6 separate regions of the Mus musculus genome follow, and all the other regions are linked to region 1. Evidence: chromatin loops called from intact Hi-C (ENCODE). Cell type or tissue: left cerebral cortex. All regions are shown on one strand.

Evidence for each region. Peaks named below come from ENCODE experiments on the same cell type or tissue, not always from the same donor. Only the 100,000 strongest peaks of a DNase experiment are listed, where the experiment ranks them.
Region 2: a loop joins it to region 1, with 2.6 times the contacts of the local background. A loop is called at or near these places in 12 of 42 quality-filtered maps.
Region 3: a loop joins it to region 1, with 3.0 times the contacts of the local background. A loop is called at or near these places in 13 of 42 quality-filtered maps.
Region 4: it touches region 1 in a loop (2.3-fold over the local background); 4 of 42 quality-filtered maps call a loop at or near these places.
Region 5: it touches region 1 in a loop (4-fold over the local background); 3 of 42 quality-filtered maps call a loop at or near these places.
Region 6: a loop joins it to region 1, with 8 times the contacts of the local background. A loop is called at or near these places in 14 of 42 quality-filtered maps.

What each region holds. Positions count from the first base shown.
Region 1 is chr10:94,942,593-94,946,592 of GRCm38, reverse strand. It overlaps Plxnc1 (plexin C1), which reads left to right and starts at 1,748. Exons shown (of 31, transcript NM_018797.3): 1 at 1,748-3,076. The coding sequence starts at 2,015. In left cerebral cortex, a CTCF peak has its summit at 2,356 (motif pointing right); DNase peaks (open chromatin) are centred at 2,327, 2,738, 2,978, 3,725 and 2 more places; H3K4me3 peaks cover 3,264 bases; H3K27ac peaks cover 2,330 bases.
Region 2 is chr10:94,827,562-94,831,561 of GRCm38, reverse strand. It overlaps Plxnc1 (plexin C1), which reads left to right. Exons shown (of 31, transcript NM_018797.3): 20 at 21-219. Among named protein-coding and RNA genes, the nearest start is that of Plxnc1, 120 kb to the left of the region's middle. In left cerebral cortex, no CTCF peak of the experiment used is centred here; DNase peaks (open chromatin) are centred at 1,943, 3,534 and 3,744; H3K27ac peaks cover 1,400 bases.
Region 3 is chr10:94,708,627-94,712,626 of GRCm38, reverse strand. The region is part of intron 1 of Cep83 (centrosomal protein 83); the gene reads right to left. Among named protein-coding and RNA genes, the nearest start is that of Cep83, 22 kb to the right of the region's middle. In left cerebral cortex, a CTCF peak has its summit at 2,122 (motif pointing left); a DNase peak (open chromatin) is centred at 2,676.
Region 4 is chr10:94,807,229-94,811,228 of GRCm38, reverse strand. Plxnc1 (plexin C1) reads left to right here. Exons shown (of 31, transcript NM_018797.3): 23 at 461-564. Among named protein-coding and RNA genes, the nearest start is that of Cep83, 120 kb to the right of the region's middle. In left cerebral cortex, CTCF peaks have their summits at 1,817 and 3,687; no DNase peak of the experiment used is centred here.
Region 5 is chr10:94,209,225-94,213,224 of GRCm38, reverse strand. The region is part of intron 3 of Ndufa12 (NADH:ubiquinone oxidoreductase subunit A12); the gene reads right to left. Among named protein-coding and RNA genes, the nearest start is that of Ndufa12, 12 kb to the right of the region's middle. In left cerebral cortex, a CTCF peak has its summit at 2,341; DNase peaks (open chromatin) are centred at 1,814, 2,333 and 3,332.
Region 6 is chr10:94,686,124-94,690,123 of GRCm38, reverse strand. It overlaps Cep83 (centrosomal protein 83), which reads right to left and starts at 1,334. Exons shown (of 16, transcript NM_029852.2): 1 at 1,078-1,334. Cep83os (centrosomal protein 83, opposite strand) reads left to right here and starts at 1,511. Exons shown (of 3, transcript NR_015524.1): 1 at 1,511-1,891. In left cerebral cortex, no CTCF peak of the experiment used is centred here; DNase peaks (open chromatin) are centred at 1,784, 2,193, 2,647, 3,070 and 2 more places; H3K4me3 peaks cover 2,594 bases; H3K27ac peaks cover 2,140 bases.

The DNA of each region.
Region 1 (4,000 bases):
AATGGAAGTCAAGGCCTGGCTGAGCTACACCCACCCCCTAATACTGTACTGTACATCTAGATTAGACTTTCAAGCTTCTTGCCCAGTTCCTTCTCCTCCCTTCTGCCTTTCGAAGCTCCCATCTCAGCAGCGGGAGGAACAGATCTAAGCAGTTCTGTGGAAGTGTAAAACCTGCAGCAGGTGACCTGTGAGGAAGCTCATTCAGAGCCCCCTTAAAAAACAATACAGATTCCTATCCAGAGCTTGGCTGACTTGGAGCTAAGAAGAGAAGATCACACAGCAACCAGTTGCAGTCCTAGGAAGATCTAGGAAGAATGCAGATCATTTCTTAAGGACCCATACGGGTCTTTAGCTCCCTCTCCATTCACCACAGAGTTGAAGGCACCAAGGCTTGCCTCTGGGAAGCCCACTTCTGAGAAAACATGAGCTTGCCTGCTCCCCAGAGCACAGTGATCTTTCTGTTCCAGAAATTCTCGGTGGCTTGCGAGGTGGGGGAAGGGGGGAGCACCCCAGCTGACAGTTGCTACCTGGATGAAGTGGTGGAGGGAGCCCCTCTAGAAACATAAGAGAGCTCCGGACTCTTGAGATGCGAGCCCTGGCTGCTGAGCCCAATGTACCTTTGCCTTTATTCTCTGGGGAGTGTAGTTTAGTGGCCACAGGTGGCACTGGACTAGCAAGAAACCTGTAAGAGGCTCCGGTGTGAGGTGTGGATTCGAATCTCTGCTGTGCTATTTGCTAACAGCTGTACCCGGGCAGGTTCCATAGCTTCTCCAAGACCTTTCTCAAAAGCCGAGTAGGGTTGATACAAGTCACTAATTAATACTGTTTGTCCCAAGCATCAAGTGAATCAAAATCTACATGGTGCATTTAGAACTATGCCCAGAACGGAGCAAGTTCTCAATAAATGTTAGCTTTTGTCACTAGGGTTAGATAGTGAGCAGAACTTTCTAAGTGCTATATCTGAGAGCCTGGGACTCCGTTGCCAAGGGAGACCAGGGAGCCTTTTCAAATATGAGAGCTCTGGCCCGAGGGATTGTCCACAACGAGAGTGTGGCGCCTTTCTCCTACCTCACTCTGACCGAGGGAAACCCACCCCCGGTCACAGGGGCGTCTTGGTCCCCCTCAGCCGCCTCCCGCTTGGCCCCAGCCCCCTGGCGCATCTCTCAGGCCCCCCTCCCGCCGCTCCACACCTGTCAGCCGCCCTGGCAGCCTCCCAGGGGCTCAAGCCCTGGGCCTCCGCCGCAACCCGTTCGACCCTGGGTCCTGGCTCCGCGAGCCTCGCGTTTGCCCGGGGCTGCTCTCGTAAACAAAACCCGGGCGTTGGAGCAGCCCCGCGGGCTGGGGAGCGCGGGAGCCAGCTCGGTGCGCGGTTCCGGCGCCGGGGGAACCCGGGGCGAGCAAGGGGCGATGGTGGCAGCCGCGGCGGCCGCGGCAGGCGGCTCAGCTTTGTTATGAATAGATGAAAGAGGCCACCTACACAGTAACCCAAATTACGAGACCTCCCTCCTCCCGATCTCACCGAATCAAGAAGGGAGGGGAGATGGGCGTGGAGGGAGGGCGGGCGAGAGGCGGAGGGCGGAGGAGGAAGAGGATGAGGAAGGGGCCAGTTGCATCCCACTTTCACAATGGGAAAGTGAAACGCACAAGCGCACCCAACCTCTCCAGCCCTCCCCGCCCGCCTCGCTCCCCTCCGCCCGTCCCCTCCCTTCCCCTCCGCGCCTCCCCGCGAGCGCCCGCGCCGCACAGAGGAACTCTCCGGCGAAGGCGGACGAGGAGGAAGCGTCTCCGGAGCGCGCAGGGCTTGCCGCCGCGGCACAGGCTGCCGGAGCGAGCCCGCCGCGCGCCGTCCTCCCTGCACTCCTTCCCGGCCGAGCCGCGGGGATGGGGCGGCCGCGGGAGCCCGAGCGCGCGCAGGAGCCGCCGCCGCCGCCACCGCCGCCCGCGTCTCCGTCGCCGCGCGCCTGAGCTGCCCGAGCTGCCGCGCGCCCTGCCCGGGGGCGGCCCCCCTAGCCCCATGGAGGTCTCCCGGAGGAAGACGCCGCCGCGCCCCCCGTACCCCGCCGCACCGTTGCCCCTGATCGCCTATCTGCTGGCGCTGGCAGCGCCCGCCCGGGGCGCGGACGAGCCGGTGTGGCGATCTGAGCAAGCCATCGGAGCCATCGCGGCGAGCCGGGCGGACGGCGTGTTCGTGGCGAGCGGCAGCTGCCTGGACCAGCTGGACTACAGCCTGAAGAACAGGCTCTCTCGCCTATACCGGGACCAAGCGGGCAACTGCACGGAGCCCGTCTCGTTGGCGCCCCCCGCGCGGCCCCGGCCCGGGAGCAGCTTCAGCAAGCTACTGCTGCCCTACCGCGAGGGGGCGACCGGCCTCGAGGGGCTGCTGCTCACCGGCTGGACCTTCGACCGGGGCGCCTGCGAGGTGCGGCCCCTGGGCAACCTGAACCGCAGCTCCCTGCGCAACGGCACCGAGGTGGTGTCATGTCACCCGCAGGGTTCGACGGCTGGTGTGGTGTACCGCGCGAGTGGCACCGACCTCTGGTACCTGGCGGTGGCCGCCACCTATGTGCTGCCGGAGCCGGAGACCGCGAACCGCTGCAACCCCGCAGCATCCGATCGCGACACGGCTATCGCGCTCAAGAACACGGAGGGGCGCAGTCTGGCCACGCAGGAGCTGGGCCGCCTGAAACTGCGCGGTAGTGCGGGCAGCCTGCACTTCGTGGACGCCTTTCTCTGGAACGGCAGTGTCTACTTCCCCTACTATCCCTACAACTACACGAGTGGCGCTGCCACCGGCTGGCCCAGCATGGCGCGCATCGCGCAGAGCACAGAGGTGCTGTTCCAGGGCCAGGCTGCCCTCGACTGCGACCACGGCCACCCTGAGGGCCGCCGCCTACTGCTTTCCTCCAGCCTGGTGGAGGCTGTGGACATCTGGGCCGGCGTGTTCAGCGCGGCCACTGGAGAGGGCCAGGAGAGGCGCTCCCCCGCCACCACGGCTCTCTGCCTCTTCAGGATGAGTGAGATCCAGGCGCACGCCAGGAGCTGCAGCTGGGACTTTCAAGCGACTGAGCACAACTGCGTAAGTCCAGCCCCCGGGGTTCAGATGGAGTCTTGGGTGACACTTACCAAGTCTCAGGTTCACTACACCACCGACTGGCCGAGATTGCAGGCTACTCTAAAGCACAGTCTGGGGTCCCCAAAGGGAGCGTGTAGAAAGGGTGACGGGGTAGCGGGGAGGATTGGAGGGAGGTTCAAAACTCTAGTGGCTGCCTCTCATCTTTTTAGTACAAATGCGGGCGCTTGTTTAGGACTGAGCTCCCCCCAACCCCCCGGGCCCGGGCTATCCTCTGTTCCTAACCGCTTCTCCAGACCAGAGTCTCAGTGGACATGTGGGCTTGACCCTTTGAGCTAACAGTTACTAATGCCCTTACAGAAAAAGCTATCGAACCTAAAAGACTCGCCGCCACACCCCGGCCTTTGTGCCCCCCCCCTCCACCCACCCCACCTTCCAATCTCTGGCTGCAACCTATGTGATGTGGTCTGTAGAGTTGTGGCCTGCTCCGCACTGGTAAATAAATGCTATGGTGCAAAAGCCGCTCGCAGACCGCCCAGCCTGAACCAGCGCGAGGGGGCGGGGCTGTGGCTAGCCAAGGGTGGCTGTGGTCTCAACCTGGTGGAGAGAACCCTAGGAGGCAGCTTATGGTGTACAAAGCCTCGCCCTGAAAAGGAGAACCGGGTGTGTGTGTGGGGGGGGGGGCGGTTTGGAAAGTGTTGGGGTGCTCCAGGCAGTTTCTGGGCTGCAGATTTCCAGACTAGATTGCGGGGCTCTCTGGCACCACCCTTGAGCTGTGCCTAAACCAGGCAAAAGACACAGGTCTTCCCCTCAGGGCTCACAGGGCAGCCACAGCTTGAAATCTCGAGATTGACAGTTCTTTGACCGGAAAATGAAGCGACAGTTCAAGAGGGTCTCGCTGATGGGGATTACGGAGGCTTTGTGTACTTC
Region 2 (4,000 bases), 120 kb after region 1:
CAGGCTCTATTTTTAAACAGGTGTCTCTTCGCCTCCTTCCTAACCATTGCTCTGCAAACCAAACTGGTCTACCTGACCAGCATCCTGGAGGTGCTGACCAGGGACCTGATGGAGCAGTGCAGTAATATGCAACCAAAGCTGATGCTGAGGCGCACGGAGTCTGTGGTGGAGAAGCTCCTGACGAACTGGATGTCTGTCTGTCTCTCCGGTTTCCTCCGGGTAAGTGTCACAGGGCTCTGCAGTGTCAGAGGTAAGACAATAGGCAATTATTTTTAGCCCACACTGGTGTCTTTGTGGAGCTAAGTCCAGAATGCTCTGTGCAGTCAGCGTTTAATTGAACTTGATCGTGGGTCTTCCAGATTGAATGGAAAATAACAATTGTGCGGGTCTTGTTTGTTTATTTTCTTTGTTTGTTGCTGCTGTTAGTAGTCCCTAGGGTACATATAATTCACGTAGGGCTCTCTTGGGTAAGATTCTTATATGCGAGCTCATCTTCTTATCTTAGTTAACACCCTTGATTCTGCTAGCCTATGTAGGAAAACGTCCCGAGACCTGAGACTGTTTAAAACGCTGATGAGCACAAACTGTTCTTGAGTCCTTTAAAACATGTTGGAAATACTCATTACTCACTGGCACACTGGCAGCTAATGACGGTCCCTTCTTCCCAGGTGTTCAGCAGTAAAGCAAATCCCCAAAGAGCCTTCTGTCCTCCGAGTTCACTTTCTTGAAGTGACTATGGCATATGGTTGAATTTCATTGAACCTTCAAATCTTTCAGAGTCCAAACTTTCTATGAGCATTGGAGCCCAGGGCTGGGTCTGGAGTTAAGACGGCTCCATCGCTTCTTGGCATGTTACCTGTGGAGTTAACAAAAGATGAATATCATTGGGCTGTTTTGAAGCCCAGATGAGCAGGAGTACACCATTTGCTCGGCACTGAGTAAGAACCCCATAAATATTGGCCATTATTATAAAATATTAAAATGAAAATCAGGGTGTTTCTGTTGAACATGGTCTTTGTTCATCGCTCTGAGGCCCTGGGATGGAGGGAGGTTCTTATCCATCTTTAACTTCACCAGCCGTCCAGATTCCAGCAAAACGGCATAATTGTGTATTTGCAGCTTGCTTCAAAATCTAATTAAACCCTGAATAAGATACACTGCTATGCCACAGGTTTTAACAGGGCTGCTTAAGCTGAGATCCACAAGCAGCACTTTAAATTAGACTGTGCCTAGTTTAATGTTTAATGCAATCTTAAGAGTAGATACGCAACATTTAAAAAAAATTTTTTTAACTGACTTTTCCCACTCCCAAGGCAATGGCCGTTTATTAAGATTAATGAAATCTGCCTCCTTTTCTGTTTACTTGGTATATATCATCTGCTCTGGGGATGTGTCAAGTGGTTATTTCTGGAGAGAGCTGCCTTTGGGCCTCCCTGAGGCTGGGTGGGTGGCCACTGCTGAACACAGGTGCTAGACCCTCTCCCAGGTTCCCAGGTCTTAATCCTCAGCTGACCCTAAGCCAAAAGCCCTAGAATGGCATCCACCAGTCTCTTCTCTAAAAACTCTGTGGCTAATGTGTACAATGCTCAGAGGAAACAGAAAGCAAACACGCACCCTGAGGTTTTGTTTAAAACCAGTAAGCTTGCTTGCTATCTGCGTCCATTCCCCAGCGCCCCAACCCACCCAGCTGCCTGAGTCCCCCGGGTTAGCGTGTTCACTGTGGACACTGTATCATTTTGTTGCTTGTGTGTTTCTGGCTTGGTGTCCATTCACTGGTAAGTCTACTGGTTTGAAATTCACTCCCAGCTCTTCCCTACCAGGAACTCGCAGGAGCTGCTTTTAGGCATGAAAGGGGAGAAGTGTTCAGAAAAATCTGGGCTCCAAGCCCAAGCGGCCCCCTTGAGCAAAGCATTCTGGGTCAAGATTTCTTCTCTGTGCTGATTCAAGAGTGTGTGGAACACTCGGTGGTGAGGGGGGAGAGCGGCACGGTGCCCAAGAGGAAGTGGCAGCCAGCCAGTCCTGGGCGGGACTTTCACTTTCAGTGGAAGAATCCCTCCAGTTATCAAGGGGCTTGGGGGGCCTCCTCTTGCCCTGCTCATTGATGCTAAGCAGGTAGCAACCTTCAGGTGAGCTCCCTTCCCAGACTCCAAGGCCTGGTAGGGACAGATATGACAGTTGACATCTATTAAGCACTGCTGTTGGCTATACATCAGACATCAGGCCAAGAGCTTGGATTATCTTTTCTCATTTAACCCTTAATGGTCTGCAGAGGTAAGTACATTTATGGCTGTTTTGCCTATGGGGGCTCAAGACAGACAGAATAGATGTGATTCTGTAGGTCCGAGGGTAGCGAGGATGGTGCCAGCCTCTGAATGAGCTGATAGTCAGCTCTGGTCTGTCATCTAAAGAGAGAAGACATGTCCCCCAACAGATGAGACATACAATTCCTTGTGTTAGTTGACGACAAAGAAATCTTGTGGCCTGGTGGTTTCCTAGGCTAGTCAGTGTCTCTAGAAAGGTTTTTCAACCTGCCTCTGCTACCGAAATCTAGGTTGAGTAGGTATCTATGTGGCACAGGGTAGGGGACAGGCACCTAAGTTCTTAGGGAGATCCTTAAAAGATGCTGGAGGTGACTCGATAGGGCTAGAACTGAGGGCCCGAGGGGCAGTGTGAAGCCATATGTCACCAGCTCCATTTGGGGAATGCTGGAAAATCCTAACTAGAGAGCCCTTGAGCCAGTGGCTGTTCCTCTGCCCAGCCCTGGGGGTCCTGGCTGGCCTCTGCGTCAACCAATGTGGCCAACCCAGTCCCCACACAAGGGCCCTTGGTGTGTCTCTGCCATGTGTAAGAAAGGCAGAAGTGAGGTTCTTAGGTTTGTGGTCAGGCCCTTTCCCAAGGGGGTGGACGGAAAGCAGATCTCGGTGAGATAATGAACCATGAAATAAAGGAAGTTTCGTATGAGAACGAAATGTCAGGTACTGGTCCCCCTTGCCCCACCTTGGAAACTTCTGAACATCCCCCTCTCTGTCCCGCATCAGGAAGAGGCTACTCGCTACTGTCCCGCATCAGGAAGAGGCTACTCGCTACTTGGGGAGTTGTCAGCAGAGGGGAGAGAAGCAAAGAGAGGCAGGGAGGAAGTGGACCAGGAGAGGTAGAGGGTGGCAGGAGACCAAGGGAGGGACCTGTGCTTGGAGGAAGTACAAAGGCAGAGACAGGGGTGAGCGGAGAGGTTAGGGGAGGCCCCAAAGGGTTGTCGGTAACCCTCCTGTTCACAGGAAATCAGACAGAGAGCCAGAGGGATGCTCCTTTCGAAGCTGAATTAGTTAGCTCTGCAGATGAACTTGGTAACATGGGGGCTCCAATTGGAGCCATGTAACTACTGTTTCATCTTTACTAAGGCACTCTGGCTTGGGAGGAGCCCTCCCCTTTCCCCCACCAGGCCTAGTGTCCATGGATCCTGGAAACCTCATTGTTTAGGGGGAACCGAAACTGCCCCAGGGCTGCATGCCTCAGCCGATGGCAGGAAGCAGAACACAGCCTATACCTGAACTACCCAATGTCCCTTTGAACATAGTGGCTTCAAATCTGGGCCATCAAAACCCCCTCCCCCAATTCAGTGGGACGTGTTCACAGGAGAGGGCTGGAGACAGGGACCCTGGGACCAGCCTTAGAGGTTCAGGGAAGGGAATACTGCCCATCTGACCTGTGAACCGTGCAAGAGGTGTCTGAATGATAAGGGCCAAGGGCTGGCACATGGGCAGGACAACAGCTGAAGTGGAGGCCACCTCCATCGCTAAAAGCAGTTGAACACTGACAGGCCACCCTCCACAGCAAATGTTTAAAACATTCTTGCATGAGTCCCTGTTGCCAAGACTAAGTGTGAAGCACTTTTTTTTTTCTTAATGTCGCTTATTTTTGGTTTGCAATTAAACGGGCACGTAAACAAGGTTATAACTCTACCTCCGTGAACTGCTCTTAGGCACCAGCCTACTGATGAGCA
Region 3 (4,000 bases), 230 kb after region 1:
GTAGCTGTGCCATTTCTAGTCAACCAACAGCATATGAGAGCAAGTTCTACTTCCTTACATTTTTGCCAACAGTTGGGGCTACAAATCTAATTTTAGCCATTTTAGGGAGTATAAAGTATTATTCCATTGTAGTTTTAATCTGAAGTTCCCTTAAGTACTTTTTTTTACATATTTAATAGCCTATCATAAATCTTTTAAATCATGAAAGGATCTTTGTTTTAAGAACAAAGTAAAAATAAATGGTAAAATGAGCACTAGCTAAGTATATTTTAGGATGTAAAAGCCCAAATTTAATTCAGTCCATTAATGACTTACATAAGCATGTATTTCCCATTCATTTGCAAATACTAACTTCATTTCCATGAAAGCCTTTCTCACCACTCTCTGTATGATCTGGTGCATTCACTGTAAAAGCAGTAAAGTACATCAGTGATCCCAGCATGCAGGCGGCTGAGGCAGAGCATCACCATCCCCATGAATCCAGGCTGGGAAGCAGCCTAAGCAATGCTGAGACTCTCTCAAAACGAGAAACTACAAAAGTTCACTGATGGATTACTTCTTCAATGAAGTCCTAACTCTACCAAATATATTTAATTTTCTCAATACTAGATTATTAATAAATATAACATGTCGTTTCACTTCTTCCATGGCAAGACTACATAGTCTCAACACCTACAACAAGCAGAAGCCTGTATGAAGATGGTAAAACCATGAAGTAAACAAATAGTACACCCACTCATTCAATGTCAATTTAGTCTCAACTCATTTTTCTCATCTGTATTCTGAAACTGTGGCTTCCAGACTATTAGTGAACTGAATGCTAGTTCCCCAAAAGTTATCTAATGTCTGGACACTATGAACATGTAATTAAATATACACACAGGATAAACTAACCCTTGTTAGTTTATAGATTATATAGGTAGATCTTAAGTATAATCATGTTCATTCATTCATTCATTCATGGCAAGGTTTCTCTTGTAGACCAGGGGGCCATAAACTCAGAGATCTGCCTGCTTCTGCATCCCTAGTGTTGGGATTACAGGTGTGCACCACCAACATCTGGCTAATCATGTACCTTTAAGAGAAGGAACAAGGGAGTTTCAGGCTGCAGATGAAACAAAGTTAGTCATATAACAAGGAATGTCTGGAGCCATAAAAGCTGAAAGAGGCAAAGAAAAGATTCTCGCCTAGGGTTCTGGCAACAATTTCATTTCGTAGGTCTGGTCTCTAAAACCAAAAAGGAGTAACATCTGGAGTATTTTTAATAGAATAATTTGCATAACAAGTACAAGTTGTTACCACTCTAGTTGACTTCATGAACCTGGGAGAGTAAAGCCTACTAAAGTCTCATGCAATAGCCATTTTTAGTCAAGGCATCTAACAATTTATATTCTGAGGGTTAGACAAAGTCATTAGCAGCAAAGTTCACGTCAGTGTATACAAGCTGTATACAGTCACATGGGCCAGGTCACATGAGTTTAGGCTGTACACGATCACAAGAACAACTCATGTTGGAAGCATCATTCTGAATCCTGGAGAAGATGGTGGGTAACCCCACTCCTCCTTATCACACCTGGGAGGAGCCCATGTTATCGAGGAACAGAGGTTACAAGACTTTTTTCTTGTTTACTTGGAGTTTTCCCACAAGCTTTCAGAATCTCCTCACACAGCTTTATTCATGAACTGTGTTCTAACACAGATCACTAAAACACCAACTTTCTATTCTTTTTTTTTTTTTTTTTTTTTGGTTTTTCGAGACAGGGTTTCTCTATATAGCCCTGGCTGTTATTCTCAAAACCTGTACTATAATTTTAAATTGATTAGTCATATAGCTTTAATTTCAACCAGTGACTCAGATACCTGTCCATTTATTAGACACTCAAAACAGACACACGTGCATGCATAGGAATCTATAATAAAAAGTTTACCAACTAAATATATCCATAATGCAAATTTTTAAAGTACATAATTCAGAAGTTGGAGAGAGGGTCCAGCAGTTAAGATAACACACTGCAAGTTGTTTTTACAAAAGACCCAGATTCAGCTTCCAGCACTCACATGATGGCTAACAATCATTTCCAACTCCAGCTCCAGGAAACCCAATGCCCTCTTCTGGCCTCTGCAGGCACCACACTGTATACATGCAGGCAACATTCGTACACATAAAATTTTTTAAAAGATCCTTTTAAAATAAGCATATAATTTAAGCCATAACAAGAAAAAAATAAGGCATCTTAGTAATTTAGTGTCTACAGAATGTCTCTGAAAGGCAATTAGTTCTACGAACACCAACTTTTAACCAAACATTTCCTTGTCCCTTCTTTACAACTCTAACAACGATATAAGTGCACACACGCACCCTTATGACCACTTTTGACTGACCCCATATCTACAGACCTACATATTACATCTTCTCCTACACAGGCATTCAACTTTTTAAAGCAATGAATAGTACAATGTCTGCCCAAAAGTGTGGCAATTCAAGACATTCAAAAAGCACAGCTGCTGATGCTTATGGAAAGCTTCCAAATACATTTCATTAAAAAGCACATGCTCTATGCCTTTGAGCATTTCAAAACAATACTTTAAATATTTCATTCCCCCAAAGTGAATGCTGTTTTTGTTGTTTTTCAAAATATTAAAAAGTCTAGTGATAACACTCATCAGGCATTTGCTTCACTTACAAACAGAAATTCGAAATTTACTCCAAACCCAAAGACAACTCTGCACTAGGCACTCTACAGGCAGTTGGCTAGCCATCCCATGATTTGTAAAGAGAATAAATGTCACATTTTGACACTTTGCCAGAACCTGAAGTGCAGCTGGGAGCAGACCCTTCAGAGCCCTGGCAACATGCCAAGCTCAATAATTATGATTTAGAGAAAAACAGGGGAAGTCAGGGAAAGAGGAAAGGAAGAAGATATGTATTTGAGTGGTTAGCAATCAACCACCAAACACTGAATTACATTATTATTTTCTTACAATCATACTTTCTACTGCATGACGACTTAACTGGTAAATTTCTGGTAAGATACTGTAACCAGCCAACTTCAAAAGCTTATTTGTAGTAAATTATAAATCTATCATTGTGATTCAAAATGCAAAGATGACTCTTAACAAAATCATACTTCAAATTCATTTCAAAGTTTTTCAGTATATAGGCTCTGTGACGTATAACATGGGAAATTATGAGCCAGCAGCACTTTTGATGTGTGTATTACAGTCTGTTCTGTTCGCACCACAGGGCTAATACACAAAATGTTACTCAATGATCTAATGTATCCTGAAATACATTCTTTAAGTAAATCCTAATGTAATTTTTTCTCAGCTATACAACATAGTTTGAAAACTTTAAAATGAAAAATTTATATTTGTACGGAAATTGACATAAACATCTTTTAGAATTGTCAAAAACTATTTTTAAAAATGTATAGCCATAAATGAGGTAAAAGTCAACTTCAATAGAAAGGTGAACCAGAACAAAGAAACTGTTTACTTTTTTAAAAAAAACCACAGTAATCAAGCAGTACTTAATTAATGACTAAGCACATGTACTGACTAGTCTACGTATAATAAGAGTTTGAGGGATACATCTACCTTCAGCCAGGAAGAGCTGGCCCACAGCCACAGACTACAGATTAATTTTTAGTGCCTATTTTATGCCAGACATTTTGTTGAGTAAGATAAAAATAAAAGAACACCTAATCCTCAAAGAAATGATAGTGGTCAGTGAAACAAACATGTTAGCTACAGTTTAGATGTCAAATGTCCCCAAAAAGCAATTGTGTTAAAGGACCTTCCAGGGCAGAAGTACTGAGAGGTACAAAGTCCTTAGCTCAGTCCCATGCCACATGGCTGGAACACAAAGGCTGCCTACTGTTCCTTCACATTCTTATGGAAGTCCTTAGGTCATCAGAGGCATGCTGCTAAGGAGGGTTATACACTTCCAGGTCCTTCTCTCCTTGGCTTCTTAGACACAACATTTACTATATCACCCACT
Region 4 (4,000 bases), 140 kb after region 1:
CTCATCTGTGGTTCCCTTGTGACTATCATGACCATCGTGTTCTAGCTGGGTTGGTGTGTTCATAAACAGTAATTCTCAGGAGCCATGGAGAAGAGTGTTCACATTGTGCTCTGTGAATGAGCATGCACATGGACTGGTAATACTGGAGGGATTTTTTTTAAAGGTTTTAATCCTTCAGATGATGGGTGATTCTGTCTTCAGGGACTCCACTTCCAGATTTGATTTGGTGTCATGTTTCAGGAACAGTAGTCTGAAATGGTTGGCTGCAGACACAAGCCCAAAGCTTTTGGTCCATCTGGCTATCTCCATGCCTTCCAACAAAGCTTTACCACTTCATTCATGCTATTAACATTATTATTAAACATTATTAATAATACTTGTAAGAGCGACTAGGTAGCACTATATATTTTTTTTTAACTGTGATTTTAGAAGGGACCCAAATGCCTCTCCCCTTTCTCAGAGCTTCAGGTGGGAACACGGCAGAAAGAACTCCTGGACATTGACAGTTCCTCTGTGATTCTTGAAGATGGAATAACCAAGCTAAACACCATTGGCCACTATGAGGTAAGATCAAGACAGCCTTACCCACTCCTCCTTTACCCACAGTCCTTCCTGCACTGGGTAACTCAAGTACTAGAAAAGCCCTTTACAAACAAAACAAAGACTCGCTATTTCTGAGTGGTTCGCAGGCTGCCTATTTCTAAGAGAGATGCTTTCCTCTTCTGCTCATTCAGATGAGCCCTGGCATTACTGTCTCTCGTGGCGTCCCTATCACATGCCCCCCTCCTCATAAGACATAGAGTATCATGCCATCTGAGTCTCTATCTTGCCATTTAGATCAGAGACTTTGCCTTGGCAAGGCTGCCTGGTCTTATGCAGTGTGTTCTTAGGAAAACTGGGTGAATTATCATACATGCATGCCCCTCCCCGGCATGTCAAATTTATCAGTGCTGAGCAGAGTAGAACCCTCAGCCTCCCCTCTCTCCACTGTGCTGACCTTGTGACCTCTTGTGCAGAGAACTTGTTCTCAGGAAGTTCGAAATGTCCTGTTGGTTTGCACTATTCAGTGATGTCCCTTTCAGCCCCTTGACCCCCTTCAACCTCTTGACCCACACGCTGGGTGAGCGATGGAGTCAGTGAAGTGTGCTCATGATGTCTCAAGAGAAACAAGTGCCAGAGGCCTGTATGTGACAAGACAGGAACCAGGGCAAGTTCCTGAAAACAGAGCCTGGGATTCATTCAGCAGCATTGGCCCAGATCTTTGAGTGTCTGTTACGTGCTAAGAACTGGGACAGTAGGGAGAAGAAGGGAAGGTGACACCTCATGATACAATAGTGCTGCAGACTGGAGACCCATAGGGGGTTTTATGGAAGCCATAGCTGAGCTGAGTCTGGTGCTGGGCTATGTCTATCTAGCAGGGGAACAGAGAGCAGGCATGTTGGACAGAATGGCTCTCAGACTGGTCAGAACCTGAGGAGGAACTGTGCTAGCCTGAGACCATGCTGGGTGGCATGTTGACTCAGTTCTTCTGGTCTTTGGTTAGTACCATCCTGCAGCAGTCCTGTGAGAGACCAGCCATTGTTTAACCTACTGTATAGATGGGCTGAGACCAGGGGTCTGTCTTTTAACCCGCCACTTGGGCTTCTTCTTAGTTTATATCTCAAGGACAGTATGGGGCATCAGAGGGCCTAAATTTGTTCTCTCAGAAAGTGGCTGTGATGGACAGGAAATAGGGAGACCCATTGGAAACTGTGGGAAACCTTCCCGTGAGGAACAGCATTGTCTAGAAGAGAAGAGTGTCCCTAGTGGTCACAGGGGGCTCAGAAAGTGGCACTGTAGTCCTTCTAGATGAAGTGTGTGTATGGGGGTCAAGGGTGGCACTCAGAAGGGGGAGTTGCTCTCTCTCTCTCTCTCTCTGAGAGGAGAAGTCAGAGGAAGAGTAGCTACATCAATGTCCAAAGCACCAGGGTTGACATAGGGCTTTGCCGGGCTCCACCTTCATCTTGTTTGCACTCGAGACAAGTTCCTAAGCAGGTGCCTGGAGAGTTAGGAGCCGGAAGCATCCCATCTTGCATTTTGTCTTGCCTGTGAGGCCTTGCGACTACTTCTGGAGACTTGACAGAGAGACTTATGACCCTGTCCCACGTAAGTCCCCTACAGTTTAAGTTTCCTGACCCAGAATGACCTGGTCAAACCCAGCATCCTTAGCTTGGGGGTGGGGTGTGTGAAAATTCCCAGTTTTCTCAGGATGGGTTCCTGGGCAGCAATAGTCCCAAGGGATGTAAGTGGATGGAAGGTCTGAGAGGGGTCTTAGTACACCACTGTGCATTCAGGGCTTTAGGCCATCTCCTCTCCATGGGTCTGGGTGGCAAGGTAGTCTGGTTGTCCAAAGGCGTCCTGGTATTGCTGTTCCTTTTTGGTGCTCTTGGCTGGAGTATTAGCCTTGCTCCAATGAGCCTCCCCTGCCTTATTGCCACACTTCACCTTCACCCCAACTGTATGGCGCTGGGTGGGACCCTGAAGAGGGGGTGGGGTGGTGGCCACTTAATGCTTAATAGGGATAGGTAGGACAGGTCATTCCCACAGAGAAAACAGAAGCACACAGCAGTCTGCAGGGCACAGGCAGCCTGTCAGGAGAGATGAAGCATCACTCTTCCTGGAGACATCTCTCGTACTAGACACCTATCTGCTTAAGGATGATAATGAAATTAATCCAGCCTGTAGTCACTTCCCGTCCTGATGATTTATTGGCCTCATAACCCAGTGTTGCTGCCTGGTGGTAATAAATGACAAGACCAGGACATGAGAGCTTAACGGATTCTGCTTATGTTTAAAAAGATAAGCTGCAAGGCAAATAAGTGCAGAGCGCTTGAAGGAATCCAGGGAGGTTAGCCGGCCACGCTCCCTAAAGCTGGACCAGTCCAAAGTTTGCCTGCCTCAGTTCCCAAGGACTGAGCTGAAGAAAGAAAGCTTCCACCCCACCTTTGGCTGCCTGAGTCTGCACTTGATTTTAATAGCACCTCTACAGACTTGAAATTTGGGATAAATTGAGGGGGCTGGGCTGATGTTTGCTTTTGCCCTTTCGTTAAAGAAAACCATTTTCAAGTACTTGCGTTTCCCTCCTAAGAGACGAGATGGTAATTATCACTCTTATTCATTTACCAAAGCACCCTAGTTTGAGTCACTGTATGTGCTTGAAAGGAAAAAAAAAAACTATATTTCATTTAAAAATAGGGTCTAATTCAGAGTTCTAAGTGATTCAGACTTACCTCCCCCCAATTAGTCCAAATTAGTTAGGCTTTAATCGTCAGTGACGGCCAGTCCCTCCTTCTGTCTAAACAGAGTCTCCTGCTGAAGTGTAAGGCCCAGCTTCCTGTACCGCATTTTGTGAGGGCAACAATGTGGTGTGGCAACTCCTTACTTGACCTTTGCTCTGAGAATACTAAGGGGGCGGGTCAAAGAGTACAGAATATAGGGTCGGGTACCGTCCCCAGCCAGAGCTCCAAGCTGCTACTGCTCTGTCAACCTACTGCATGGTTTCCAATCCAACTCTTAGCGTTTCAACAGCTGCCTTCTATGGCAGCAGCTGTGGCCGTCAGCACCCAGCCTTGTCCACAGTCCCGGGCTCTACTGATGCTCACCCTCACCTGATGCTTTTAGGCCAGAAGTATCGTTCCTCTTCATTCCCATGAGGTGCCTGCAGAGGACAGCAAAGCTTTGCTCCAGTGTTGTTCCATCTTGTGCAAGAACGGGGTTGTGAGCAAACGTCTTTATAAACACATGCAGCCAGCAGCTGCATCTTTCTCTCTATAATGAAACCCTCCCAAACTCCCCTATCTGGCTCTGGCTCCGGGTGTTTGCTATGAAGGGTATCCTATTAGTAGCATTAGGGTAGACTGAGGAGGCATGCTTGCAGGCTAGGCTTTCTTTCTCCTTCCTTCAGCACCCCCTGTGACCTTTTGCTGGGCTACACTGTCACACCCTGCCATTGGGTGGCATG
Region 5 (4,000 bases), 730 kb after region 1:
AGGAGCCTTACGGACCAAGTGAGGAGATGGAACCTGTTTTCTCACTATGAAAAGAACACAGGCCCAGCATGCGATTGCAGAAAAAGAAAAGAGGGGACTGGGGTAGAGCTCCGTGAGTGCTTGTCTCTCACACACAAGCTCCCAGGTTTGATTCTGAAAATTCAATCAAAATAATGAGCAAAACCTCCAAATATAACACAAAAGCACAGTAGTGGAACAAGAGTGAAGCTGACTAATCCCCAGTGGGACAGTCCTGGACTGGCACACACAGGCCCTAAATCCAATCCTCAGCACAGGAAATAACCAAAACCCAAAACCAACCACTAATACCCCACTAGGCAGGCAGCGGCAGCTGTCAAGAATGTAACCAGACCATTTCGGCTGTTGTTACCTGTGGCTTGGATTTGAGTAGAAGTCTCTGGTAGCAGTTTGCCATGTTTAAAGAGAAGCAGCAGGGCTGCAGAGAAGGCTCAGCTGGTGAGGCCTTGCCAGAAAGCCTGAGGCCCAAGTGGGATCTTAAAATGCACATAAAGATGGAAGGAGAGAACCAACTTCACCAGTTTGTTCTCTGGTCCCATATAGTCCTTGTAACACTCACCCAGCCCCTACCTCACAGCACCCCACTGTATACAAATAATAATGAACCCAATTTTAAAAAGAGAGCAGGGGAGGGGGTACAAAACGGTGGGTGGACATGTTATCAATGACACAAGTATGAAAACAGAACAGTTAATGATGAGGGCGACACATTAATAATAGTTTAAAAGGAAGCAAGGCAGGAAAAAGTAGTTGGCAGATCTTAGATGAGTTGAAATGACCCTTAAGTTCTGGCTTGAGTAATAAGAACTGCCTATGTGATCCGAACAGTGACTTGACACACGATTCCCTGGGCATTTGAAGGATTGGGGAAAATTAAATATATTAAATTTATAGATGTAACCTAACTAAAATGCTTAAAATAATGTAATGAACTAAATTTGTAAATAGATATAACTGTTTAGGAGAATTTAATCCTTTCCATTAGAGTTTATCAAACATTCATCAAGGAACAAAAGAAAATGATTATTCTTTATTTTTATGCAGAAAGTATTCAATTTACTAATCTTGTTATTCTGCTTATGAGCTAAGCCTCGAGGCTTAAGAAGAACTACAGTTTAAGATTTACAGCTGCAATAAATGGGATGTTAATTTTAAATACAAATTGCCATTGTACAACAGCCCCCAGCTAGGGGAACACTGACTAACAGGCAGAATGTTGCTGAGACGCAGGAAGTGTCTGTGAATGGGGGAGGAAACCACAAATCACTTGCATATGTCACAAATACAAATGCTTATTATTTATAACCACAAATGTTCTTCTACAGAGGATGTGACAGTAAACTAACATCTCTTCTCTCCACTGGGATTCTTAGGGGACAGAGGTAGCAGCTACACAGGAGGCTGAAGCAGGAGGATCCCATGAACCTACCAGTTCAGATCCAAACTAGGCAACACAACATGATCTCATCTCTCAAAAAGAACATATTCCTTTTCTAAAAAAGCCGACCTATATCCGTGGACCAGGTGAGGGGAATCCTAAGGGTGTCCGTTCAAAAGCCAAGGAATTCAGAGTGTATTTCTGGTTGCACTGTGTGCCTCTGGATTACCAAGGTTTCTCTAACAGTCACACCTCACAATCAGGCTTTGCTTTGTTTTGTGTCTTTGTGGAGTTCCAGAATGAAGCCAGGGCTCTGTGCAGGGAACACGAATGCTCTACCCCGAGCCACCCACCACTATTTACATCTCCTTCTCCCAGCCCGCCCACCTGTCTGACTATCTTTATGTCTTCTATAATCCCCACCTCCCTGGTACAAGGCACTCTGCAGCCCAGGCTGGTGGTATTTAGTCCAGGCCAGCCTTTAACTCCTGATTCTTCTTCTTTTTCCACTTCCCTACTACTGAGCATACAGACATGGACCACCACACCCACTGCATCTTTTCTATGTCTGTGAACAGCCTCACTCAGTGCTTTGATCCAATGAAGCACTCTTGACTTTCCTCTGCCTACCCCACCTCCTCCACACAAACCTGTCTATGGCTTTGTTCTTTAACAACAATAAAAACAAAAAAACTAGAAGACAGGCCAACAGGAGGGAAGAAGGGTGGGTGAGAGCGGGAGGAAGGGAGGGAGGGAGGGAGAAAGGGAGGGAGGGAGAGAGAGAGAGAGAAGGGAAGGGAGAGAGAGCGAGAAAGAGAGAGAGAGATTGATTTCAGTATACAAGGAGACATGAGTGCTCTACACTGAGGAAAAAGACATGTTAGCTATAAGTGAACAGAAGGTGCCACCAAGTGGAGGCATGGCATATATGCTGCAGAGAAAAATCCAAGCAAGCCATTAAACTACAATTTTTAAGCAAGTCAGGGTTCCAACACGTCAAATCAAAAACAGTAAATCTACTTCTACTGATACAAGAGACAACAATGACTTTATCCTACTTGCATGAAATAACCCAGCAGTCCACTTCTCCACACTCAGTAATACTCCAACCCTGCCAAGTTTTACGTAGCTACTCATGATTCATTTGGTCTTTATGTCAGCAACTCTATGCTCAGGCTAAGAGCTAGGGAATGATGGGTAATTTAACGATAAAAGTGAGGAGAGATAAAAGTGGTATAAAATATGTAGCATTTACTTAAGTAATACTTTGAGATTATTCTATATAAGCATTTAAACTAATACAAATACTAAGACATTTTAATCTTAGTAAAGAATTGTAGAATTGTATGACTCTGCCAGGTTGTACTCATCAGGTGCTGTAAACTCCTGGAGGGCACGTGTGCTTCCCTTCTCACAGGGACACAGCGCCAGTGCCTGACGTGCAGTAGGCCTCAGATGAATAGCAGTTGAAAGTCTTTGAGCAGAGTACTGTGCGGGGTAACAGACAGTAACATTTTCCTTTCAAGGCCCATGCAGCCCAGTGTCCTTCCAAGACATCCGCCACACTGGCACACACATCCCTTCTGCAGGTCCACGGGTGGACCGAGTGGCCATAACGGCGACTGGCAGACTGAAAGGAACAAAGCAAAGACAGGATCCATAAAGTGAACTTGCCACCCCACAAGATTAGGGAAGAGTAAGGGAAACTGACAAGATGACTAAAGATCTCTGATTCTATCAAAATTTACTAATGCCTCGGAAGAAAACCTGTCCCCAGGTGACATTACTCAGCTGCTGAGCAAGCTGCAAGACTGTCACAGGCCTTAGTGGCAGCTGCTGACTCAGAGCGGAGGACAGAGCCACCACCTGCAGCTGGGCAGCCTCACAGGTTCCTCACTGCGAGCTCTGCAGTCGGTCATGCAGCTGACAGCTCACTCAGCCATCCAGGAGCTGGGCTCCCTTACTCCCCAGACGACACAGCACACACTCAAGGGAGATGAGTGTCGTATCCAGCAGGTGCAGGAGCTGGCCTGTGATTAAAAGCTTCTTGCTCCTCGACAGCCAACATCTCTACAGACATAGGCTCAGTGCCAGAACTCCCATTCCCACAGGGAACACACACTATTCCCAAGCACACCTGAAGAGCAGGCATTTATGATTCCCCCCCAAGTCATATGCAACTTACCAATCGGAACTCAATTCCTAACAGTCCAGACAGAATATTCTTACCTGGTCTCCAGAGCAGCAAGCAAGGTGTGGCACGGAAGGTCGTCTTCTTTTAAATTACACAGTACACTAGCTAAAATTAAAATCCCAGGGAATTCCTGTGTCTAGCATCAATTTCTATCCTGACTGCCGATGAGTGCTCTCAGCTGTCACTCTCCAGACCCAACTGTGTCTACAAAAGAGAACTCCTGACTACCAAGCCTTCTCTGTCTTTCCTACCTTGGTAACTCTACTTCCAGTAACCCAGATCAAAGACCTCAAAATAAAAGACACAACAACAACAAAATTTTAAAATGAGCAAATGATCAGAACAGAATTTTGTTGTTGTTGTTTGAGACAAAGTCTTGCAACATAGTA
Region 6 (4,000 bases), 260 kb after region 1:
TTAAAAACTTGTACTGTTTCACAATCTCTCAAATGTATGTAACTCTAAATTGCTATAATCTTTTTATTTAAGAATATTATTAAATACAGATTGCATACTTTATCTCATTAGAAAAGAAATACTCAAAGAGAAATACCCAGCATACTCCGGAATATGTAACAACCAAAAAGAACTCAAATCCATTTACAACTCTCCATAGTCTTGTGTGACAACAAAAACAATCAAAGTGTTCTAATAATTCTAGATAAAATTTATTTGAAATCTGACTACAAAAGGCAACAAATGTAGCCACCTATAAACTAAAAGCATAAATCTGAAGAGCTCCAACTCGCTCCAAACTCAGATTAACAGGCCACATTTACTTATGTTCTAGTTGAATATTAGACTTGTTTACGGTGATGTTGCTTGGTAACAGAAGCACGGCTTTAACAACCTACTCGGTACTTTAAATCTCAGTTTAGTACTTTATACTAACAGCCTGAACATATTATGAATTCACTACATATTTAAAAAAAAATCATCAGAACAAATTTAGCCTGATCCTCAACATGTTCGAGAAGAAAGTGGTCTGATAATTAGAAGGTAAGCAAAGACTTAAAGACACTTAAATGCCCTCTAGGGCATTTTTAAAAAGCCAAGAGTCTTTTTATCATAGTCAGAAACTGGACTAAGAACTTGCCAAAGTACCAAGCCCAAAATACACTTCCCACAGTTCAGACCTTACCTCAGCAACATCCGCAAACCTCACTGCTATGACTACCTTTAAGGACAAGGAAAATGATGACAGCGTGGCTTTTCCCCCACCAATTAACCTAGAGGTGCTTTACACTAACCCCATGACTCCGCTGGCTACCGTGCCGCAGTGCACCAAAGAGCCCCGAAAGGAGTTTCACGTGCTTTAAAAAAGAAAAAGAAAAGAAAAACCTTGCATCCAGAACTCATCTCAGGGCCTGCCTTCCTAACACCGGCTAACACTGCTTCACCAGGAAACAAAACCCGGGTCCAAGGGCGGGCGCGGAGTGCCGCAGGCTTCCAAGCAGACGCCCAGCACGCCTAAAAAGAAGAGAGGTGACTTACCAAACTCACACACGGTCCCCGCTGCTCGCCCCAGCACAGCAGCCGCGCTCGCCACCGGGAGCCCCCGGCACAGCTCCAACCACCGCCACCCACTCCGCTCTGCTCTCCCAGGCATTGGGGCCGAGGGCTCGGGACGGTCCCACCGGCTGGGGTGTGGGGCCCGGAGCGGTCCAAGCGGCCGCTGCCGCCGCGGGGCTGGAGGCGAACCGAGGAGCCGGACGGTCCGCGAGGGCACCCACGCCTCGGGAAAGGTTGAGGTAGCCCGGGAAACTCGGAGGGCTGAGAGGGCGGCGGCTGCAAGGCCGGCTCCTCCTCCGCGGCCCGCCCTCCTCGGCCGACACGCCGCCCCCTCAGCCCGCCGTCCGCCACTCCCGAGCGGACCGCGCGCGTCCCGAGCCCCGGCGAGGCGCGAGGCAGGAAGTCCCGCCTCCCCGTCCTACGTCATCAGCACCGCGCGCCGCCCAAGGTCCGAGCCGTTGGTGAGAGGAGCGGGCTGACGGTTACGCGGGTAGCTGTTGCCGCTGTGGGGGAAAAAAAAAAGTGAGGATGCCACTCTGGGACGTCCCTGTGGGCCGCACCGAAGCCCGCGAGCCCGGGGAACGGCAGATGTCACCTCACGCCCGACTCCCGGTGGGCTGAGGGACTCTGTGCCCTTGTCACACTTCCTTCTCGGAGGGCTTGGACGGTGCTCTTCGCCGCCACCTCTGTTCCCGCCCGCCTTGTCATCGTGCCTGCTGGGCGGATTTTCCGGGCTCTGGCACCCAGTCAGCCTGTGAGTGCGGAGTCGCCCCCAGCTTGCCACCAGGGAAGTCAGGTCAGGACCTCCTTCCTGCCCCAGGCCCATCCTGTAGGCCCGCCTGCTCTTAGGGGTAATATAACAGGGTGGGCTCCTGGTCTCCAGGCTGCAAACTAAATTGACACTTGGTGACAGCTTTGATAATATTTGTGACCTAAAAGCTAAGGTAAATTAGGCTTTTCGCGTTTCAGGGTGGGCGATGGGAGAAACATGCATCCCGTCTATACCCATGCTTGCTGAGTGCCTCCATACTGTGGCCTTGGATCGCCACAGTGCATTATGAAGCACAGCTTATCTTCACCTCTCATGAACATGCAGGAGATGACTAGATCCGGGCTCTGGGTAGAGTGGTAACTGAGCTGTCACCATTTTTTCTAGAAATGAGGGTGCATACTATTATGGGTAGGTTATATAAAGGAGGTATGTGGGAGACACATTCACGATCAGAATAGAGAAAGCAGAAGTCCTGTGTGTGTGAGAGACATTGACAGTAACAATTTGCTGAACAGTCCTATATCAAGTGCCGCAGCATTTTTATAGATTATCTTAATCCCTAGTTCTGTAAATTCAATTAGGCGTTACGGATTCCCCAGATCCTGAAATCAAATCAAATCATTTGTAACCAGTGGAAATATCCGTTAAAAAAATAAAATAAATTAAATAAAATAGAATCACTGGAAAGTGAGGAGAAGACTGGAGAGATGACTAACAACTGAAGAAAAACTTTATTTCTCAGAGAAGAGTAAATGCTAGATGAACATTTAAACCGTTAAAAATAGGAGAAAATCCGCAGTGGTGAGATGTCTCAGTGTTTAGAAGTGCTTGCTGCTTTCCCAAAGGACCCATATTAAGGTCCCTGAAGCCAGGTCCTGCTGCTCAAATTGGCCTGTAACTACAGCTCTCAGGATCTGATGCCTTTGGCCTCTGAGAACATCTGCACCAACTCACATAAAGACACAGATTAGTATAAATAGCAATATTTTTAAATAGAAAATCAAGGTGTATATATTAATAACCATTTGTCTTAGTGAGGGTTTCTATTCCTGGACAAAACATCACGACCAAGAAGCAAGTTGGGGAGGAAAGGGTTTAGTCAGCTTACACTTCCACCCTGCTGTTCATCACCAATGAAGCCAGGACTGGAACTCAAGCAGGTCAGGAAGCAGGAGCTGATGCAGAGGCCATGGAGGGATGTTCCTTACTGGCTTGCTCAGCCTGCTCTCTGATAGAACCAAGAGTACCAGCCCAGAAATGGCACCACCCACAAGGGGACCTACCCCTTGATCACTAATTGAGAAAATGCCTTACAGCTGGATCTCTGTGGAGGCACTTCCCCAACTGAAGCTCCTTTCTCTGTGATAACTCCAGCTGTGTCAAGTTGACACAAAACTAGCCAGTACACCTTGTGATTAGAAAGGCCTTATCCAAGTATGAAATAAACTACAATAACAAAAGTTGTAATGCATCCTCAAAAATTGAAAAAAGAACCATAGAAAAATATATTCATAACATTTGCAAAGGAAAAATATTCCCAACATACAGCTCTTAGAAAAATCACTTATAAATTTCAACACCTAAATAATAAAAATTGACAGAGAGGTGGCACGTGTTTGTAATCCCAGCACTCTAGTCACTGGGATAGGAGTTTGAGGTCATCTTGGGCATATAAGTAAGACTTTGACAAAAAGAGAAAATTGTCCAAATATGACATTCTCCAAGAAAAATACCCAATTAACAAATGAAAAGGTATCCACCTTCCAAACAGATCTTTTGCTGACCAGTATTAACAGGACTGTGGAAATACAATTCCTTTGTGACCACTAGTGTGAGGGCGATAATTGTACACCTGACTTAATATAAGCATTGTCCTCTGTCGCACTTAAAGGAAAAAAAAAAAGGATTCCTAAGGATATTGTTGACTCTCATGTTTCTATTACATACTCATGATGTATAATAGCACTAGAACAGAAGACAATTATGGTGTGTGTATACAATAGAATACTCTTGACCCATTAAAACATTCGATTGCATATGTCCATGGAATCTGGGTCATATTTGTCCAAAAGAAAAAGCAAAATACAGATCACAGTGTACAGAATATGAATGCATATATGATGGCAAATATGA